2 separate regions of the Mus musculus genome follow, and region 2 is linked to region 1. The links are chromatin loops, found by intact Hi-C in ENCODE. Cell type or tissue: gastrocnemius. All regions are shown on one strand.

Region 1 (8,000 bases):
GAGAGAACCAACTCCCACGAGTTCTCCTCTGACTGCCGTACCTATGCTGTAGCACATGCATGTGTGCACACAGACTTACGTGTGCAAAATAAGTAACTAGCTGTAAAAAGAAGAGTTAAAATTATCATCTGCTAGACTTGTAAATTTGTACAGCTTTGGTATACTTGGAAATAAAATGATCTCATTTTGGAGAGTTTGTTTGTTGTTTTTTTTTCCTGATACTGGAAATATTTTATCTTTTTAACATCTATTTCATATTGCTATTAACAGAATAGAATACCAGAGCTGGGTAACTTCTAAGGAAAGAGGTAATGATTTTGGTTCGCAGTTCTGAATGCTGATCTCCTTGGCTTCTGGAGAAAGTCTCACTACAGCCTCACTCATGGAAGAAGGGAGAGGAGCACTCAGAAGGCAGAGACCTTCACAATGGAAGGTCCAATAGCTCTAAATGATCTGATGAATACTGTTACACAGACAATTACATGTCAACATACGTTTTACTGGGGGCCAACCATATCCTAGTCATAGTACCATCCCATCACCTTCTGATCTTCATTTTTTAATGAGAAATTACCCATTAATCTGAATGCAATTTGCTAGTACAAGACTTATACTCTCTGCTTTAGAGATTTTCTTTCTCCCTTTGAGCTTCAGTATTTTTACTGTGACCTGACTGGCTGTCTATCTATGTTGAGTTTATTGTTCTTAAATGCCCAGGCTAACGCCATTCATCAAATCTGGGAAGATTTTAGCTATTATTTTAAAATACCGTTTCTACTCCCTCCGTCTCATCTTCACATAATACTATGCAGAGTTAGTGGACTTGTCTCTGAGGCTTTGTCAGGAATATGTGTGATTTTTATCTCCATTGTCACTTCTGTCTATGTTCTTCTGATTGAATAATCTATATTGGACTGTTCCATTTCGGTAATTCGTTACTCTTCTTAATTTTAATTGTGTTTTTGAGTCTTTTGAAGAAGTTTTCATGCCAGTACTTTTATTTACAGAATTTTGATTTGGTTATTTTTCCATTATTTTATTGTTATTTTGTGCTTGATAAAACACTGTCTCCATATATGCCTTAATATTTCATCCATAATTTTCTTTAGGTCTTTGAACATATTATTAGTGGTTGCTTTGGACTCTGTCAGACTAAACACCGAGGTATCTTCAAGAGCAGTTTCAATGGCCTATTTTTCCTTCCTATGTATAGTTATGCTTTCATATTTCCTTGCATATCTCCTAATTTGTTCTTGACACCTAAACATTTTAGCAAACATAGTATAAAAATTCTGGACACTGATTCTCCCTGTCTTGGGCTCTATATTGTCATTCCTTGCATACTTTTACTAAATGTTTATTGTATTTTGTTTTTTATGTCTGAATGCATGTGTATTCTATGACATACATGTGGAAGTCAGAGAAAAACTTGTGGGATCTGGCTCTCTCCTTCTTTCATGCGTGTCTCATGGATTGAACTCACACCACCTAGGGCTCACCCCGGTCCATCATAGCCCACTCATCAGTTACTGGTCAGAGTTTGTGATTTAGTGCCCCTCTCCAGTTAGCTTTTTACCCTTTTATACTGTATTTGCTTGTGACTCGGAGGCTGCCACCAAAATGTAAGGAGTTTGTTTCTGAAACATCCACTTTGTAATTGCTTAGATTCTCCCTTTTTAGTGAACTCCAAGAGAGCAGAGACTCAAACATACATACGTACATACATACATACATAGTCCAAACTGTCAGGGATGTGTGTCATTTTTATCTTAAAGCCTGGCTTCTTAGGAACTGTCACTGGATAAGAGCATTATTTGGCCAGTGATTGGTGGTCATAGTATTAAATCTATGCCACTGGGGTTGCTACCTGTTGTTGTTTTCTCTGAATGTGGCTTGGGTATTGGTTTTCCAGTTCACCTGATGTCCACCTATTCTGTTTGTTTCTTAGTGGGCGCTGGTTTGTGCTTACGCATAGTCTTGCTGACACCTAGAATCAACTGCCATCTCATAAAAACTTTTCTTAATTGTCTCTCTCGGATTCCATTACCAAATGTCTGAATGTCCAGCTACTTTATGTCTGTAAGCTGTATTATGAAATTATAAGTAACATCTTAATGATCATCTATCATAATCTATTTTATTTCTGGCAGTGTCCTTAGGCATCAACTTCTTGATATTTTGTTGTAGATAGTCAGTTCCTTTAGGTAGAGGCACCTTAAGTTCAACCGTAAGGCTTGCCTTATGCAAAAAGTGGAAGTAGAGACAAGAGCCTATTTCTTCCATAGTCACTGCATTATGAATGAGGATTGGAGTCTTTCTGGACTTGTTCTGCCTAGAATGATCCTTTGATCTATGAGCAATCTCAAGCTGGTCCAATGAAAGCCTAGTTTTGTCAGCGTGCTATGCCAGAGTGAGTGCCTCTACCCTGCAAGTGGGAGAAGAGAGAGCCAGTCCTTTTGGTTCTACCTAAATATACCTTCCACAAGACAAAGCTGGGGGAGATGAGAGCAGTCCGAAGCATGCTCCTCCCAAACAAAACCAGTATTCCTAGGCAACAGAGGCACCCTTTAAGCATTATTTTAAAATACAAACTCATCAACTTTCAGCATAATTCATTCAAAATATATAAAGAAACCACAAGCATTGCTTCTTTCCTTTGCTGATGCACTTATGGCTATTTTAGACCTTAGTTTGCACTATTTGTAAGGGAACTTGCATGCACTGGAGAGATTTGCATTGAACACTGACTGCTCCATCATCTTGGATCCCATTACTACCCTAAAAGAAAACCTTTCATAGAGCACCCAAATTTACGCAGAATGAATGGACTGAAGTGATTCGCCTTCTCTAACAGAAACAAGCTGTCTTTCCATAGAAGGTTATGACTTAAAGCTTACATCCTGCCTGAATCTATTGTATTGTGATTCCTCTTCTCCCCTTGTTAGATGTTCGAGACTCATAAAGTCATTTCTACTGGCCTTCACGGAGGCTCCTTCCAACCTGCCCCAGGTATGACTTCTTAAAGGGCTCCTGAACAGACCAGGTTTTATTTGGTACAGTTAATAAGCAGGGCTACATAACTCAAAGACTCTTGCTATGCTATAGGCTTTGACAACAAAGGAAAGCTTTGTAACTCTTGATTAAACTATTATTTCATCAATATTCTTTTATCAGAAACTATATATTTTATTAAACCTGTGAGCACCTCCATTTTCCACTTACAAATGAAAAAACCTGCTAATAATAATTGTAAAAGACAGCATTTTGGTATGTTTTACAGGCTGGTCTCCAACCTTTGGACTCAGCAGAACTTCAGGCTTTAGTCTAAGTAGCTGGAAATGCCTCAACAAATTTGAATAGTACTATACATGCAGCCTGAAATGATGTAATTATTATTTGCTAATCTTACATACCATATACTACTACCAGCATCAGGTATCACTTAACCCTTGAAAGAATTTTACTCTCAACCAATTAGAATTTCGCATAAATTTTCAAAGCACTTGGCTTGCCCTCTTACAGCTTAAGCCTTATACATTCCACAGTGACTCATACAAAAACTCCAATAAAAAGCTGATGAGGTGTGCCACCCAGTGGGCGTAGTGTGGTACTGCACGCACAAAGTATGCTATCTCCCTACAAATGCAGACAGAAAAGGGAACGTGATCATTAAAGTGTAAGGAGACAAGAGAGCCAGAAGAACGGGAGGCCAAAGTAACATTGTGCTTCCAAATCAAAATCATTCCCTGTGTGCCCCTTTAAACCTCCAATGGCCATTGAAAATCTATTGATAGCCAGAGGGTAAAGTTAGGATCAAACTACAGAGACAAGGTCGACTATAGGCTTTTTACTCCTTGCTACAAACTTCAGTTTTCTAAGCTGCTCTTTAAATCTGGCTACTGCTTACTGAGCACGGATCTACATGCTTTCATAGAGGGCGCCATTAACTTCTTTTAAGAGTCTCAATAGTTTGACTCCTACAAATGTATCTTCTCTTGAAGCCATCTGCTCGTGTTCATGAGGATCTAAATGTCCCTCTATTGTTCACAGGGTTTAATTATTTAAAAATTGAAGTACAGGGGACTCGCACACCTGTACAATTCTTTGTTTATAAGAGGCTGAAGACTTACCTAAGAAGAACCAGACAAGGAAAGGATCAATTATCACTGGAGGAAGGGGTTAACGGACCCTATGCAATAGTCTATGGCCTCTATGTCAAGAAAAGGGCACTGAGAAACTCACACCTATTATCAAAGAATCGTGCTAATGATCACTTTAGACGTTTCTACCTTTTAGAGCAATCCTGTGCCTACTCTGCAGTTCAGTCTACCAGAATGAAAACAGTAGGGAAGAGAAAGGCAAGGCATGCCACTTAGGCGTACTGTGTTCATTTCTAGTGGCAATATGATGGCTGTCATGTCTTTTAGTACCTCAGAGACACCTAATACCTACAAAAATAAATAGCCATGCCCCTTCCTAGGATATATGGACTAACAACATTGATGACAAGGTAAGAGATGAAAGGAGAGAAGAAAAAAAAAACACCAAGTTTTCTTTTTTTTTTTTCCAGATAGGATCTCACTGTGAAAACTTGGCTGGCCTGGAATTCACTATGTAGACAAGGCTAGTCTCAAACTAGCCTTGTGCCTCCTGGGTGGTGAGATTAAAGACTTGTTCCACAGGAACAAACCTTCTGTGATCATTTTTTTTCCTAGGAAACAGTGATCTTTTACTTAATAGGACACATTTCTACTAGTTGATTTTACAGAGGGCCAGCATAGCCCAGGCTTGTGAATACTTGGTATACTTTAGTATTCATAAATTTAAGTATAGGAACAATGGGTTTCTACACAGCACTACCTCATTTATATAACACTATATTTTTCAGAGTTGACCTGCCCCATCACTTCATTTGCTCAACAACCCACATGACATGAACAGTTCCGAAGTCAATGATCACTTTAAAAATATATAGGCTTGATATTGCACTTGTAAACTAGGAGGTGCGTGCAAGACACAATTCTATCAGTCCCAAGCTATATTTCCATTAGTGAACGTCATGTGTTAAAGGAAAATGTAAACTTACCTGGCATGGTGCTACATGCCTTTAATGTTAACACTTGGAAGGCAGAGAGAAGTGGATCTCTTTGTAAGTATGAGTTCAGGCACACACATACACACACACACACACACACACACACACAAAATGCATATATACTATATACATAAAATATATAGGACATATTAAATTGCTCTATAGGAAAACAGATCCCATGGCTTACTATTGATAACAAGTAATGGTTTTAGTCACCTGGAAATCTGAAAAGCACTGGAATCCAGAGACTTAAGCCGAGGGGGTGATCTGCTTTCTTCTCTAACAGACGGAAGCAGGCTGGGGCTATTGATTTGCTCATATCCAATTGTCTTGTCATTTAGTTCAGCCATATCTTGTAGAGGAGGAGTCTTTGGTGGATTACTGAAGACCTAGCAAGAAAGAAATAGTTCATAAAAATCCCAAGTTTGAACGAAATCCCAAAAGATGTGTCAATTCTTCTGATGCTAGGAAGGAATGCTTGGCCAAATCAAAAGAAACTGTTTCCTAAACAGAACAAACAGTCCACAGTAATGTACACTAGAACACTGGACCCAAACACAGTCAGTCACTAACCTTATCAGCTAGATACAACAGACTGCGAGCGAGCGAGCGAGCGAGTGAGCGAGCGATTCTTGGATTGGTTACTAGACCTATTCCACCCACGACACAAACCCAAGCCCCAGTCGCTGTCTATTTTGCTCTTGTGACCCAGGTGAAGGCTGGGTCTTCATCCTTTCGAGCTCTGTGTTGAAAATATGGGTAGAAAGGAAGAGCACTGCAGCAAGTATCTGCTGGTTTAGGAGAGACGCATGCCAGAGGCTACCACATGTTCACAGTGCACACAACAGAGACATGCTCCTGGGATCTTGTAGGAGAGCCAGCATACGAAGAAAATATAAATAATTAGGGTAGAAGAATAAAGGGAAGGCAAACTGAATGAGGACAGGGCAGTCCTGGAAAACCCAATCTCTGTATAGACATAGACTATGTAAAGTGATTTCTCTCATATGCCTCAGCGTGAGCAGGGTACATGAAGGAGCATTAGTGTTCAACTGCCTCTCTCCTCACTAGTATGACCTGCCCAACTCGGGAAGGAAGTGAATCTAACATGCGACTAGCAGATCTCTAGGAAATAGGGTCAAGAGGGAAATCATGCAGAAAGGCAAGGAGGGGTGGGAGAAATATATGGGTGCTATGGTGGCTGCCAGGAAAGGAGTGTCCCTCAAAGGACGGCCAACCTTATTGCACCCTTCAGCGTCCGGAGCTGGGCAACCATGTCCGAGAGACAGTGCTCCTGAAAATTCAAAACAGCAGAGTCTTTATAAAGCCAGCCAGCCTGAAAGCAGGGATGAGGGGGGCGGGGAGGCACAAAGAACCAACCCTTCTTCCCAAGAGAAAAGAGGAAGGAATGATCCCTGAATCCCAAAAGAAAAGGAGACAGGAGAACCAGACAGTCAAGAGGAGCAGCTTATGAAGATGGCACACAACTGTTATGTGACACCAAATGTGTCCTTCCCACTTCCCCGAATCGATATATACGAATCCAAATCTGGAAAATAAATGACATGACTCTTCTGTTTTAAGTGATCCCAACATCAACAACAGAAGATCGGCACAAACCCCAAACGATCCAATCAACTGAGCCTGAGGAGAATCCCTCAGCATTGCTAGGCAGTGTTCTTCAACCTAAATCTTCTGTCGGGGAAAACTGTGTGAGAAGAAGACATGGCCCTGTCTCTCACCTGGTACTTGTCACTTTCCATCGGCTTCTGCTTCTTCTCAGCAGCCTCGACTCTAGAAGATAAAAGTGCTCTTTAGATATTGGAGGCCAAGGGGGAGGATGGAAAGCTCAAGGCCAGCCTGGTCTATAGAGTGGGTTGACAGCTCAGTCTAAGCTAGGGACTGAGACTCTGTCTCAAAATGAGGTGCTACTTAGTTCACTCCTGAAGTTCACTGAGAAACTGAGGTCATATTCCTGAATTATGCTACTGGAGAGTTTTCAAATTCTCATTCTGTTCTCTTCTGTTCTCTCTCTCTCTCTCTCTCTCTCTCTCTCTCTCTCTCTCTCTCATCACTTACTGGTGTGTGTGTGTGTGTGTGTGTGTGTGTGTGTGTGTGTGTGTGTAACAGGGAAAAGAACGGACTAATGATAAGTTAAGGCATTCTGGATTATGTGACAGAAGGAAGAGCTGGCAGAACATACAGATGAGGAGGGTCAATCCCTTGTCTTATTTCAGGGAATGTGGTCCCCTCCCTCTGGGATGGAGAACACCGCCCCGTGTATACTCAACTGTTGCTTAGCCTTGCTCCGGTGTAAGTCTTCATCAATACGTTCTTGTTCTTCTGGAACAGAGCATCTCCTGTAGCATAGTGAGGAAATTATCGTTTGGAACTAAAACATGGCCCTAGGTTTTACTCTTTACTTCCCTTATGACTATTACAGAGCAGCTTAACCATTGTGTAAAGTTCTACACTTTGGATCCCGTTCACACTATAAAAGTTGGTTGTATGTATAGCACAGAGAAGGGAATCCCAGAAGGAAAAAAAATCAAAACTGCAAAACTGAAAAACTGAAAAACTGAAAAAAAAAAAAGTACTCAGTGGCCACAAGTAGACCTGAGAAAATGACAAACAAGAACAAATACTGATTGGGGGGTGTACTGTATTCACTTTCCAAGGGAGTAAAATGGCTTAGAAAGCTCCCTTCTGGATAAGCGGAAACAGAGAAAAGACAACACAGGCAAAGAAAGAAAACGTTCAACAAGGAACTTCTTCTAGTCCATCCCATAACCTGACCACACAGCCTCACTTCCTCTGCCTAGAAAGAGCTTAGGCACACGTGGAGACTATGAGGGGCACTTCCAAATCAGACCTAGCCTTCATTCATTTACTTTCTTCCATTTTG
Region 2 (8,000 bases), 54 kb before region 1:
CCACTGGGGAACTACTGGCCAGGCCACTCCACTTCTCTGAGTCACATGCATGTATGCGTGAGGAAAAGCTCACCCACTCTGCGGGGCTTTGGTGAGACACTTTCTCAGCAGAGTGGGGAGAGTAGAGAGCACTGCATTTGCCATCTAGGGAGTGCTCAGCAGTGGGTAGTTCCGTGTGAAGTCCGTGCCCCGCTGAAACATGGTCTGGGCAGATGAGGCCTGGCTCCTTCTCAAGCACAGTGACACTGGGGTGATGATAAGCCTCCCTCACCTCTCTCGACAGTCCCCTGTCTCTGACAGCCCTGTGCCTTTAGCTGCAGTTCTTCTCTGTGCCCAGCAGCAGATCCCCAAAATCCCTTCTTCTGCGACTCCTTTCAGTGGCCTTCAGCTTTTCCTGGCTCCTGGCCCAGAGCTCACATCCTCTGACTCACTCCCCTCTAGGCAGAACTTAAACCTTTTCTTTTTGACCCTCCCACAGGACGATACCTTTGCCATACCCTGTTCATTTTCCCTCCTGGGCCACAGGGCTTCAGACCTCAGGGTCCCAACCCCTACTTTTCCCACTCCCCATCACTGTAAGCACGGGCGAGTGCAGTCACTTCAGTCATTGCTTAGTAGAAGGTATACACTTAGTATGTGTGTAACCGGGTAGAGACGATTTTATTACCTCTGAACCTCCCTTTCCTTATCTATTAAAAATAAGGGCAATAACAATAGTTGTTACACTTGGGAATGCTGTAAGGGTTAGCTGAGGTGACTCATATGAAGATGTGCCTAGGCTATCGGTTTTATCAAACCAATCAAAGTCTCAGCTACCCTAACTACCCGTCCCTCAGAGTTGCTGTATGACAGTTTCATGTCAAGTCTCCAAGCCTGCTGCTTAGTAACACTTCAAGAACTCTCTGTGGTTCTGCCATGTCTCGCAGACATTCTACCCCCTGTGTGTGCTCTTCAGGGTCCAATTCAGTGGCATCACCAACCACCCACACACCCTTGACTGGACATTTGTCCCTTTTCCTCCCGAGACACTGGGAGTAAAAACTGGGGTCTTGAGGCTGGAGATATGGCTTAGTAATTGAGAGCACTGGCTCTTCTTCTAAAGGATCCAGGTTTGATTCCCTGAACACACACACAATGACTCACTACTGTCACTCTGAATCCAGGGGAATCTATGAATCTGCCAGCCTTTTCAGGCACTGTTTTAGCGTAGTGTATTGATACAATGGCAGGTCAAAACTCATAGATAGTCATTGTTGGCGGTTTCTTATTAAATTTTTTCACATTATATATTTTGCTCATGTTCTTTCTCCTCTCTCAACTCCTCCCAGATCTTCCTCCCATCCCTACCTGTTTTCTTTTTTTAACATGGAAACCTTACTTAATGGTTTGATCTCTCTGAACCCTAGCACTTAGTGCACCGATGTCCATATTTCAAATACAGCCTCACTGTCATCGGATGTTGTGATCATATAGGAAACAGTCCATGCTGGGGCGATAGATGGTGGATGGAGGACTAGGGCGGAACAAGTGGGAGGAGCTAGCAAGTGTCTGGGTCTTATGAAGATATTTTCTCCACAATCTACGGCACGGCACTGCAGTTGTTATGAGGTAGGGCTCACTGGCTGTGCCTAATTAGAACAGAATATTCCAATCACTAAGCAACCGTGCAGGGGAGGAGGATTGGAAGCCATTTCAGGACACAAGGCTGGGAGGAACATAAGACAAAATGTCAGCCCACTAACAGCATGTGAGCAATGGGGAGGAGGGTGAGCCGTGCTCCCTGGAGTAGGGAATTACTACTCCAAGGGTTTTAGGGTCTCTAAACCCATGAGGATTTATGGGTTCATAATTCTAAGCTATATAATACTTTAAAACCAAGGATATTGGGATTCCAAGGGCTTTAAATCCTTATAGCCTACAGTAGAAGAAGAACTTGAGCAAATTATTAAATGCTCAGAGCTTAGGACCCGAAAACAAGGATTTTTAGATGAAACACAGGACATGTTAAAATACTAATTAATCCCCCTTCAGTTTCAAACCATTCTTGACGTTACCCTTGGGACAGTGTTTCCAAAGTCTTCCCCCACAGTCTGGGGATCCTTGAAGGGATTTCCAAGAGAGGATGGCATGGCGAGAGCTCACTTACTGGAAAGAGTAAAAGGGGGATTCTGCCCACCCCCTTCCCCCCACAGTTCAGTTTTTTTGTTTCCTGGGGCAGCTATACTTTTAGCTGACTTACTTGTTAGATTTCCACATTCAATTCAGAAGAAAAGTTTTCCTGCTAAAGCAGGTCAAGTTTCAAAACCTCTGTCCTAGGACAAAGGGACATCAAGTCTAGGTACCATTTGAATGTAGAGAGGCCCAGCAAGCCACAGAAGGCCTCTTTTGTCGTTTACTTGTTTATCAACACTGTAACCTTTTCTTTGACTTGTAAACCATCAAATGATGACAAAGATTAACCAGAGAGGCCCCAGACATACTCATTAGTTAAATAAATCAGGCATGATCACACTCAAGCCTGCAAGTGCATTTCTTTTCTACTATCAAGAATTCCTAGTTCAGATGTTAACACAACGGTGACTGCCGTCCTGTGAGCAGCAGTTGTCCCTACGTGCCAGGGCCTGTGCTGTTTTCTTTATTCCATCTCACTGAATCAGCACAGCCTCCCTGACAGCAACTGTCACCAGTATCCTCATGAGAGGGATAAAGAAACTAAAGCTCTGGGTGGATAAGTAACTCACCCAAGGTCATGCAGCTGGCTCCTGGGAGATTCCATTTCCCTTACAGAAGAAGCAGGATGAACTGAAGGAATTTAAAGAGGTCAAAGGTCAATTGCCTGATAGCCTTCTTCCCAGACAAATAACTGATAGATGGCCCCAGCGCCTGAGTTTGATGGCCTACTCCAGCATATCCATCCCTTTTAGGGAAGTCTCTGCTAGGGCTCAGAGCTGGAGTAACAGGGAAGGGAAAGGAAAAGGAAAAGAGCCACTATTTTGCTTTTTAATAAGATGCTGTTAGCACATCTCCTCCATGCTTAAGTGAGCGGGCTAGTGGGTCAGTGCCTCTCCCAAGAGCCACTTTGAGAACACCAGAGGATTTTTTTTCCTTTATGATTTTCTGAGCCTTCTTTTGAGCAGCATGCTAGGCTAGGAAGTTGCATGGGATATCAAATATAGGGAAGAAGGGACAGATGCTATCATAGATGAGACAGTGGGTGTGTGGGGTTATCCAGCCTGGAGACGTTCCCCATAGAAGGATAGTGTGAGGTACTTCTATTGAATGAATGTGAGTTTAAAGGGCCTGTAAGAGTGGAAAGCCATAGCAGGCAGGCAGGCATTGAAAGCCACAGAGGAGGTAGAACGTGTGCTACATTTAAGAGCAAGGAAAACAAGTTGTAAGGGTAGGGAGATGAATCTGAAAAGACCAGCAGAAATTGATGACCAGCAGCAGGCACTGTGGTATACACCTGTAGTCCTAGCGAGAGCTAAGGCAGGAGGATTGCTGTGAGTCTGTGTCCAGCCTGGGCTGCATAGTGCCAGAACAACGGGGGCTATGAAACAAGACTATGTCTGAAAAAAATAAAATAAAATAAAATAAAATAAAATAAAATAAAATAAAAGCTGCAAACATCAAAGCAGATGACTAAGAAAGCCAGAATAGCACAGTAATGGTGTGATCTGTGAAGGTATAGCACTGGATGGCTGTATCCAAGCAAGCAGGTGCTTTCCTAAGGAAAGAAGTCAGAGTGCCTCGTGGTAATGTGACACACCCCTTTCAAGAAAGAACAAAGCATAAGCCATATGTCTAGTTGTTGGTGAGGCAAGGCCATGACCTTATTTGGTGTCCAGTGTGTAGACCACTTGTGAAGCCAAGTGCTGCGAGTTATGACCAAGTGTTGACAAATAATTGGGACAGGAGTTCACAGAGCTGGAGGTACAATAGATACTGAGGGAACCGAAGAGATCCAACTGACAGGAGTGATTGGGTATTTAGGTGTCCCTCCTCACATCAAACAGCAGCCCCCAAGGGTTAAAGGACAAAACACATTTCACTCTTACCCAAGTCTACATTCTCTACCCGTAACTCTCAAGCTGTGCTGTTGTGTGGGGGTGCTTGTGGGGGTGTTTTTTCCTTCCTTTTCTAAGCTGCCCTTGAAGTTTAATCAAGCCTGATTTCACAAGTAAACAGAGAGGGCCTGGTCAAGAGGCTCTGACCCCAGCGTTACATTCTCAGAGGAGAAAAATCTGTCAGCTGACCAGAGGTAGAGGTAGAGCAATGAGTTGGCCTTGGGTTGGTCTCTGACCCTCCACCTATGGCTTCACAACATGGGCAGAGTTCAGTTAAGAAATCAGCACAATTCCAAGAAAAAGGCAAACATCATTCCATTTATTTATCTCCTGACTCATCTTAGGCCAATACTCAGACTAACTGAATAGCAGGCAAAGTGGGATGCAGGTTCCCAGATAAGCAGATTCTTCAGGTTCCTTTTCCCTTCCCTTCCCTTCCCTTCTGATCCCTTCCCTACCCTACCGTTCCCTACCCTACCCTTCCCTTCTCTTTCCTTCCCTTCCTTCCCTCCAGGTGCCTTAACATTGCTTGGAACTGGTGTTGGTGTCTTTGAAAACTCAAAAGGCCCAGAGGAGTGACTGTGCTCTTCTATAAGGGCATCCTTCCTGCTCTACTTCATGAGGGCTTCAGAAATCAAGCCTCCCTATTCCCTCCCAGGCCTGAAGAACCTCCTACTGTTGGCACAAGAGCAGCCCAGACGAGAGCATGCCAGAGGCCTAGACTTGCAGGCCAATCAGGAAAGCCAGGGGGGAGCTAGACAGCCTGAGGACACTGGTTTCAATCCAGAAAAGCTGTGTCTGGAGACTCTTTGCGAATCGATGCCCTTGGAAACGTGCCAAGTATATCTGGGATTGCTTCAATTTGGACAGGCCGAGTGTGGGTCAGGGGAATGAGCTGTGGCCTTATGTGTTGTGGCCTCTGATACCCCCATACACACTTCTGGTTCATTCTCATTGACATCTTTGTCTTCATCTTCCTCTTCTTCTTCATCATCTTCCTCCTCCTCCTCCTCCTCCTCCTCCTCCTTGTCTTCCTCATTGTCTGCACTGTCAGAATCCTCATATAAATTGATGGTGGCCTGGACAGGGAAGTTGTTTAGTAATATCTCCCCAGCACTGTAGAGGTAGTCAAAGGAGTGGGACTTGGGCCAGTAGAGCCTGTGGACAGAGAAGAAACAGGGCACCTACCTTAGGCAAATCTCAAATGCAGAAGGGCCAGTAGGGCCAAGAAAGAAGCCCAAGCCAGTCACCAGCTGCAGTGAAAGGCTGAGAGGGAAGAAGGAGCTTTAGCAGAGAACCTTTACAACTGCTACAAAATGGTTCCCGGAAGGGACATCACCTCTGACAGGCCTACCACTGTGGTACAGTGAGTCACCCCAGAGCCTCACAACTCTAGTGCCAGCCTCACTAACAGTTCCGTCATTCCAGTGCCTCTTTTCCTACTAAGGGATCTTTCATTGGTTGGAATCACAGGATTTCGTTCTGAGAGCTCAGGGACAGGGAGGGCCTCAGGGGCAAGTCACTTTGGCCTATTAAGTCGCATGGCCTCTTTCCTCCTGCATCATGGCCTTGTCATGAGCGTATGCAGTGCTTGTGGCTATTTGTCATAGTCTGAACTTGAACGCCAGAAGCTTACCTGACCGGGTGATGGAAGTCAGAGTCAGTCTTGGCAGCCTCAGCCGCTGTCGCCCTATTATCAGCCTGTCCAAAGCAAAAGCGAGCATGTGGCTTAACTGCCTCTCCCATAGAAAAGTCAGAAACCTGCAGGTTCTGACAATCTCCATGCTTTAGGCATGCCTTGGGATCCAGCCACCTCCCAGCCCTGCCCTACAGCAAGGGGTCTGTCTTCGAGCTGGTTGAAAACAAGTCCTGGGGGAGTGTTTTCTTTCAGTGCCCATTTGGAGGCGATACAGGGGGCAGAGTTCTCTTAGAGGACAAAACATTCAGGGAGAAGAGTAAGTAAGCTCTGAGGCAAGGCACCAAGGGACCTGAATCCCAGCACCAGCTCCATACATAATACACTGACTGCGAGTCCAGCCCAGGTCCCTTACCCACGCTATGCTTTGATCTCCTAGTCTCATTTGTCATGGAAGCTTTGGTCCTGCCTTCCTCCTAGAGCTACTGTGGGGATGAAATGTTAGCAGAGTTGGCAAAATGCCTTCCCAGATTGTCCATCCTGGGACTGGGGTCAGGGGATTTCTGAGAAGGGACATGGCTGTAAGTGTCTGTGCAAACATGTCACAGGGCATCAAACTCACCCAGTCCACCAGACTCCTCGCCTGCCTTGGCTGGTCGTTTATAGAGGACAGCCAGGGTCTCCAAAGATAAGCTGCCCTGTGACAAAGAGATAAATTGGTACAAGATGTAAACACAGGCTTCCTCTGAAGGTTTGACTCACAAGCCATGTGCTCCAGGACTCCTCTGGTTCCCTGACAACTGAGCCAAGTCTGGGACAGATACCCTTCCTCTCTGCTCCAACAATGTCATCGCTGCTCTTACCCCACTGCTTTGTCATTGTCTGATGGAGCCCTTCTAAGATGAAAGATATGTATGGGCACATTTGCCCCTAGCCAAGCCCTAGTACATTACCTTGTGCAAGGAGTGGCTTGAGCAAATGTTGATTGAATGTGAACATGAAATGTTTGGAAGAAGAGAATGCCTGCTGTATAGGGAGGATCTATCTTACTGCCAGCTTCTGATATCAAAGAATTGAGAACAGAACCCTGCCATCTTCCTAATTAGAGAAATGGTTTCGAATACTCCTGGGCCTGTTGCTTCTCCTCTAGACTCTCAGAGACAAGGAAAAGGAAACGTGGCATGCTCAGGACAGAGGCAGCAACCCCCCCCCCCAACAAAAGGCCTCTTCAGACTTTGGCCCTGTCACTCTATGTTACCTGCTACCATCTGGGTCCCATAGTCCAGGTTGCGTTAAGCCTAGCTTCCACAGTAGCCTCTCCTGTTCCCTCAGTGAATTGTATGGACTCCCTATGAAGCTCAGGCTACTTGGCTTCCAGCTTTGGCAATGTTCTCTCTCTCTCTCTCTCTCTCTCTTTCTCTCTCTCTCTCTCTCTCTCTCTCTCTCTCTCTCTCTCTCTCTCTCAGCGCCCTTCCCCGTCACCTGGAATGATACGTGAGGCAAACTATTTCCAGCCAAAGGTATAGAAGAAGGGCTGAGGCTCTCTGTTGTCTCTCCCCTTCAAAGAGAACCAGACACCACCATGGGCGTCACACCTTCTCCTGCCCGCAGCTCCCTAAGCCTGGGTTCAGACTGTCAAAGGCTAAGTTGCACTTACCGTTCATTCCTAGCACCTTCTTGTCCATTGATTTGTGCTAGGGCAGGGGCTTGGGCCAAGGCCTGGCCAGGGAGGGCAGCAGCAGGGTCAGCAGCAGGGTCAGCAGCTGGGGCAGCAGCAGGGGCAGCAGGAGGGGCAGCAGCAGGAGAGGCAGCGGGGTCCATCCTTGGGACACCAAGCCAGACAGCTCTTCCAGTTCTCAGAACCTTCAGCACTCTTTTGGCTTTTCCCCTAGAGACCCTTTTATAAGCCCTGCCTTGACTCATCAATTATTCAGGCAATGCAAGGATGGGGGATGAGGGATGCTGGTAAAGATCTAGGGAGGGGGATCTTGGAGAGAGAGCTGTGTTCTTGGGTGTGAAATCTCTCCCAGTTGAGTAAACAGGGTCTGGGGAGGAGGTGAGGGGTCTGCTACAGCTCCAAGTCAGTAAGGAAAATAAAGAAGGGATAAATCTCACACCATTTGTGTGAATTCCCCAGGCAGGATCAGGACCCAAGGTGGGAAGGAGGGGCTCTCATTAGTACCCAAAGGCAGCCAGGCTTGTCTGGGACAGAAGGCTGAATACAAGAGCCTTTAGCAAAGCTGGTTCCCAGTGAGAAAAGAAGAGTGACAGACTCACCAGCTCTTTCAGCTCAAATC

The links. A loop is a pair of places that touch in the nucleus more often than their neighbours do. Peaks named below come from ENCODE experiments on the same cell type or tissue, not always from the same donor. Only the 100,000 strongest peaks of a DNase experiment are listed, where the experiment ranks them.
Region 2: a loop joins it to region 1, with 3 times the contacts of the local background. A loop is called at or near these places in 27 of 42 quality-filtered maps.

Annotation. Positions count from the first base shown.
Region 1 is chrX:139,829,099-139,837,098 of GRCm38, forward strand. It overlaps Morc4 (microrchidia 4), which reads right to left. Exons shown (of 17, transcript NM_001193309.1): 12 at 7,387-7,455; 13 at 6,838-6,889; 14 at 5,312-5,484. Among named protein-coding and RNA genes, the nearest start is that of Cldn2, 32 kb to the left of the region's middle. In gastrocnemius, a CTCF peak has its summit at 3,597 (motif pointing left); a DNase peak (open chromatin) is centred at 3,598.
Region 2 is chrX:139,774,788-139,782,787 of GRCm38, forward strand. Ripply1 (ripply transcriptional repressor 1) reads right to left here and starts at 7,566. Exons shown (of 4, transcript NM_001037915.2): 1 at 7,361-7,566; 2 at 6,326-6,401; 3 at 5,704-5,768; 4 at 4,894-5,225. The coding sequence starts at 7,524. The coding sequence ends at 4,925. In gastrocnemius, no CTCF peak of the experiment used is centred here; DNase peaks (open chromatin) are centred at 347, 4,815 and 7,435.